2 separate regions of the Homo sapiens genome follow, and region 1 is linked to region 2. Evidence: chromatin contacts called from ENCODE Hi-C data. All regions are on one chromosome and are shown on one strand. The core of a region is the stretch at or near the end of the contact, and the rest is flanking DNA. Distances in the headings are between cores, read along the strand shown. Region 1 has its middle 6.0 kb from the start of VCAM1. Region 2 overlaps CDC14A (cell division cycle 14A).

Region 1 (2,700 bases), core at 151-2,650, 320 kb before region 2:
TTTCCACTCATATCTCACTGAAAAAGTAGGAGATTCAATATTTTAGCTGAATACATGGTGGCCTCCAAATAAATTAGGATTCTGTTTATAAGAAAAAAGGAAGAGTGGATGATGAGTAGGCAGGCAATTAGCAGCATCTGTCACAATTTCCTAATTCAGTTCAATTCATAGAATGTTTATTGAGAGACTGCTATGCTGACACCTTTCTAGCACTGAAATATACAGATGAGGACATGCACACAGTTCCTATATCAGAATGGAAAAGATCTGTGTGGTATTAGTAAAGAACTTTCACATAGTTCAACTCAGAAGAGTTGAACTTTGTGACTCAGAAGTGTCACTTTATTTCCTGATTGCAGATAAATAAATGGCACCTATTCCGAGTCACCAGAATAGGTGCCATTTATTTATCTGCAATCAGGAAATAAAATATATTTGAGTAAGCTGATAGAAGTGTGAGATTTTTCTGGAAAGTAAACTACAGGAAAGATCATTATCTGGTAGGAATCTTGCTTAACCATAAATTTATTGTGACCTTTTGTAATTTTGAAAAAAAAGATTATTTCTTATTAAGAGTAAAACTTCTATTTAATAAAACGTACACACAAGATGTGAGAGATTTACTGAATTTTAATATCACACTAAATGATTACATAAAATAATAATAGGAAGAAGACTGCCAATATGAAAATTATTACTCCCTTCCCTCTTCTAAATTTACTTAATGGAATTCAGAATTTGATTATTTATGCTTTTACTATCCCATGTGTTTAAATTTGGCATTTCAGGTGGACAGAGGATCCTTTGTATATTCCAGTTCTCCTGTTTGGGATGAACTTCCCTCTTTGCAAATCTGTCTCTGGCCTTCTTAAAAAGCATTTTGCCTTGTATTTGTTTTATTACTTACTATGTCCAGATGGGGCTTTATTTTCTCGACATATTTAACCTCTTTAAGTAGAGAAGTCTTACTCATTTTTACATATTACCTGATCTGATGCTCTGTCCACCCCAAGTGCCTATGAATTTATATGAAATAAATAAACATGTTTTTGAGGCAATAACTCAGTACACTTCTTTCAGTTACTAATAACACTTCACATTTGTGAAACTCTCTGTTGTTTTTTGTTTGCTTGCCTTTTGTTTTGAGACAAAGTCTTGCCCTTTCACCCAGGCTGGAATGTGGTGGCACGATCATGACTCACTGCAGCTTTAGGACTACAGGCGCAGGCCACCATGCCCAGCTAATTTTTATATATGCGTGTAAAGACAGAGTCTTACCATGTTACCCAGACTGGTCTCAAACTCCCACCCCAAGAGATCCTCCCACATCAGCCTCTCAAAGCACTGGGATTACAGGCATGAGACACTGTGCCCAGCCTCACATTTGTGTAACTCTTTATCTAAAGCAAGCTTGTCCAATCTGTGGCCCAGAACAGCTTGGAATGTGGCCCAACATAAATTTGTAAACTTTCTTAAAACATTTTGACATGTTTTGGCAATTTTTTAAGCTCATCAGCTATCATTAGTGTTAGTGTCTTTTATGTGTGGCTCAAGACAATTCTTCTTCTTCCAATGTGGCCCAGGGAAGCCAAAAGATTGGACACCCTTGATCTAAAGAGTTGTCCAAATGTGTCCGGAAGTGGTTCCTTCTGGTGGGTTCTTGGTCTCACTGACTTCAAGAATGAAGCCACAGACCCTCGTGGTGAGTGTTACAGTTCTTAAAGATGGTGTGTCTGGAGTTTCTTTTTTCTGGTGGGTTCGTGGTCTTGCTGACTTCAGAAGTGAAGCTGCAGACCTTCGCAGTGAGTGTTACAGCTCTCAAAGGTGGTGCGTCCAGAGTTGTTCGTTCCTCGCAGTGGGTTTGTGGTCTCGCTGACGTCATCTCGCTGACTTCAGGGGTGAAGCCACAGACCTTTGCAGTGAGTGTTAACAGCTCTTAAAGGTGGCGCGTCCGGAGTTGTGTGTTCCTCCTCGTGGGTTCGTGGTCATTCTGGCTTCAGGAGTGAAGCTGCAGACCTTCGCAGTGAGTGTTAAAGGTAGTGCAGACCCAAAGAGTGAGTAGCAAGATTTATTGCAAAGAGTGAAACAACAAAGCTTCCACAGGTGGAAGCAGACCCAAGCAGGTTGCTGCTGCTGGCTCTGGTGGTCAGCTTTTATTACCTTATTTGGCCCTGCCGACATTCTGCTGATTGATCCATTTTACAGAGTGCTGATTGGTCCGTTTTTACAGAGTGCTGATTGGTGCTTTTACAAACCTTTAGCTAGACAGAGTGCTGATTGGTACGTTTTTACAGAGTGCTGATTGGTGTGTTTACAAACCTTTAGCTAGACACAGAGCACTGATTGGTGTGTTTACAATCCTTTAGCTAGACAGAAAAGTTCTCCAAGTCCCCACCCAACCCAGAAGCCCAGCCTCTTCACCTCTTACAAAGTGCCTCAGGATTATGGCCTGTGAGCCTCACAGCAACCCTATGCGAGAGGTAATGTGGATGCTCTTATCTTCACAGTGTTGATCAGGAAACAGAGGCCCAAAGAAATTTGGTTACTTGAGCAAGCTCACGCAGCTAGTGGCAAGAATTGGATCTTTACCCCAGCTCATCTCATTCTCACTTCTCTACTTGGTGCACTATGCCAAATCACCTCAGTGTTTGTGGGAGAGATGCACCTTCCCTTCAAGTATTAATGCTGTCACTTAGAGAA
Region 2 (2,737 bases), core at 213-2,712:
AAAACTTTGTGGAAGGCCACACAGCTTCCCTGCCAGGGCCACCAGACATTCCTAAGTGCATACAACGTCAGACACTGCACCGATGACACCTTTATATAAATGACCTCCTTCAGTCCTCACCGCAAGTAAAATAGGGTATTATTATGCCTATTTTAAAGATGAAAAAAACAGGAGTTTGGATAAGTTAACTTGCTCAGGGCATACAACTAACAATTGGATTCAAAGCCCAGTGAGCCTGTGGCTATGTTAAAGTCATTGCTCACAACCACTAAGCCAAATGGAGAATGGCTTCTTTGCAATTAGTCACAGACTTAGCAGTAGAGTATAACTACTTAGGTCTTAAGTGTAGTCTACAAAATAAATAGCCAACACAGACATGGTTAGACAGTCTAAAAACCTCAGGCTTGTTATTCCCAATTCAGACATGACATCTGGTTCAGGCTAGTCTCAGTTAATCCACAATGTAGACCTCTAATTTAGCAATGCAAAGACTTAACAAGTGGGTAAGGAAAGTATATAATGTGGCTACCACCTCTGTTTAAGCATCCTCCACATAACAGAAAAAAAAACTGTATTTCTTTAACTCTGAACTTAATTTTCTAAGCTATACAGTCACACTTATTTTAACATCTTCTCATACATATTATTTTCCAATTCTTCAGTCACGGTGACCTGATCCAAATTCTCCTTGACCTAGGCCTGCAAAACTGAAAACAATATAGTAACACAGGTACTAGTGAAGACTTGGTCTTTAAGCACATGGCAAGAACCTAATTAATTCATACTCATAATTTTAAAAAGCCATCTTTTTCAAACTCATATCAGAGTGTTTTAGATGCTACAATGATCTAAACATCCTAACTTCAAAACTGCACTGAGTGTTGCCCTGGAAGGGAAACACCTTTCTGACAAAGCTGGTCTCTTCTTAAATCTGAGCCTTCCATCTCAAGGAGCACAATGTCACAATGCAGGGGGTGAAGAGATGCTCTACTAGTAGAGGCATCCCTAAAATGGGTGCCTAGCATCTGCTAAGTGTCACTGTGGTCTCCAGTGCCCACATCATTCCAGCAACCCTGGCTTTAAGATCACTGAACATGATGGTCTATATCAGGGTGTCTAATCATTTAGCTTCCCTGGGCCACATTGGAAGAAGAAGAATTGTCTTGGGCCACACATAAAATACACTAACACTAAGGATAGCTGATGAGCTTTAAAAAAAAAAAAAATCTCATAATGTTTTAAGAACGTTTATGAATTTGTGTTAGGCCACATTCAAAGCCAGCCGCAGGTTAAACAAGCTTGGTCTATATTTTATCTCCTTTTTGATCCTTATGACAGCTCTATGAGAGAAAGCATAAAAAGTCTCCCCCCACTTAGATATAAGGAAATAGAAACACAAAAGCTGTGAAATACTTGAAGTCATTATCTAACAGAGAAACCAAAAGTGCCACAAGATGGCACACTCAAAAGTAAGCCATGGTGTTTGTGGCACAACAGTTGAAAAGTAGTTAATGCCACTGAGCTGTACATTTTAAAATGGTTAAGACAGCAAGTTTCATGTTACGTATATTTTACCACAAAAAAATTGGGAAAATACAAGTTTATTTTTTAAAAAAAGGCTAGGTAGTGATGTAATTTTGTATACTTGTTACTACCCTTGGTCTATGCTCTTTACTTTGATTCTGTATCTTTAAAAACCAAAGTTGGCTCAGTCATGACTACAAATATTCTGGTAAAGGGGAAGACACCACTTTATACCTTACGTCCAACTTCATTATTTTCAGGAGTTTCCCATATATTACCTTCTTTCTTTCATGTTTTGTCATCCCATTATTCATTCACTCAAAAGATACTTACAGAGCACCCATTACATACCAGGCACAGCTCTAAATTGATAGTGTTCAAATACTGAAATAGTTCTATACCAGTTGGTAAATAGCTGCAGCCCACAGCACACCACTCCACTCCACACTGGCCATCCTAGTCTCTTCCTTGGGACCCACGCCCACCCCCTAGGCCCTAGACTTCCCCAAGATTCAGCAAAGCAAGAAGCCTCCAGGACCCTGTCCCAGCTTCCAACTCAACGGGTGAATACCCGGCCTAACCCCTTGTTAAATATTTTATCACCCTCCACACACAGCGACGAACAAAACAGATAAAGTCCTTACCCTCTAGTCTGGGAAAGAGATAATAAGCAAGTAAATGCATAAACAAAGTAATTTCAAATAGTAGCATGCTGTAAAGAAAATAAAGCAACAAAGGTCTAAAGGATGACTAGGGGTGGAGGTAACAGGGTAGAAATTAAGAGAAAATCTCTCTGAGAAAGTAACATTAGAAAGAGCCAGGCATGCAGAGGTCTGAAGTAAGAACATTCCAGATAGAACAGAAATATCAAGGCTCTTTGGTAGGAACAAGCATGGAATTTCAGTTAGAAGTCCAGCATGAGGGGAGCAACTTGAGCAAGGAGACCACAGAGGTAGAGAGGGTCAGATCAGAAAGGATCTTAATGGCATTGGTAAGGATAAATTTTATGCCAAGATCAGTGAGCAATAACAGATTTGAAACAGGGTAATGACGTGATCTAATTTACAATTTTAAAAGACTACTCTGACAGTTGTATGGCAACTAAATTAATGGGAAGCAAGAATATAAAAAGGAGACAACATATAAAGCTGTGGTCATAATCCAGGTGAACAATGACAGTGGCTTGGGCTAGGTGATAGCAACAGAGATGGAA

What was found. A loop is a pair of places that touch in the nucleus more often than their neighbours do. Pooled maps may share reads with other maps.
Region 1: a loop to region 2 is called in a map of natural killer cell, with 14 times the contacts of the local background. The contact joins two enhancer-like sites. A Hi-C loop is called at or near these places in 1 of 168 maps with a recorded cell type or tissue (natural killer cell) and 2 of 50 pooled maps.

What each region holds. Positions count from the first base shown.
Region 1 is chr1:100,712,396-100,715,095 of GRCh38, reverse strand. No RefSeq gene overlaps it. Among named protein-coding and RNA genes, the nearest start is that of VCAM1, 6.0 kb to the left of the region's middle. RefSeq lists an enhancer at 1,628-2,700. Within about 2 kb of position 1,400, at least 4 of the 41 ENCODE cell types and tissues checked have a DNase peak (open chromatin) inside an H3K27ac peak, as active enhancers do; they include natural killer cell, where a contact is called at or near this core.
Region 2 is chr1:100,395,521-100,398,257 of GRCh38, reverse strand. All of the region lies in intron 4 of CDC14A (cell division cycle 14A), which reads right to left. Among named protein-coding and RNA genes, the nearest start is that of CDC14A, 44 kb to the right of the region's middle. Within about 2 kb of position 1,462, at least 3 of the 41 ENCODE cell types and tissues checked have a DNase peak (open chromatin) inside an H3K27ac peak, as active enhancers do; they include natural killer cell, where a contact is called at or near this core.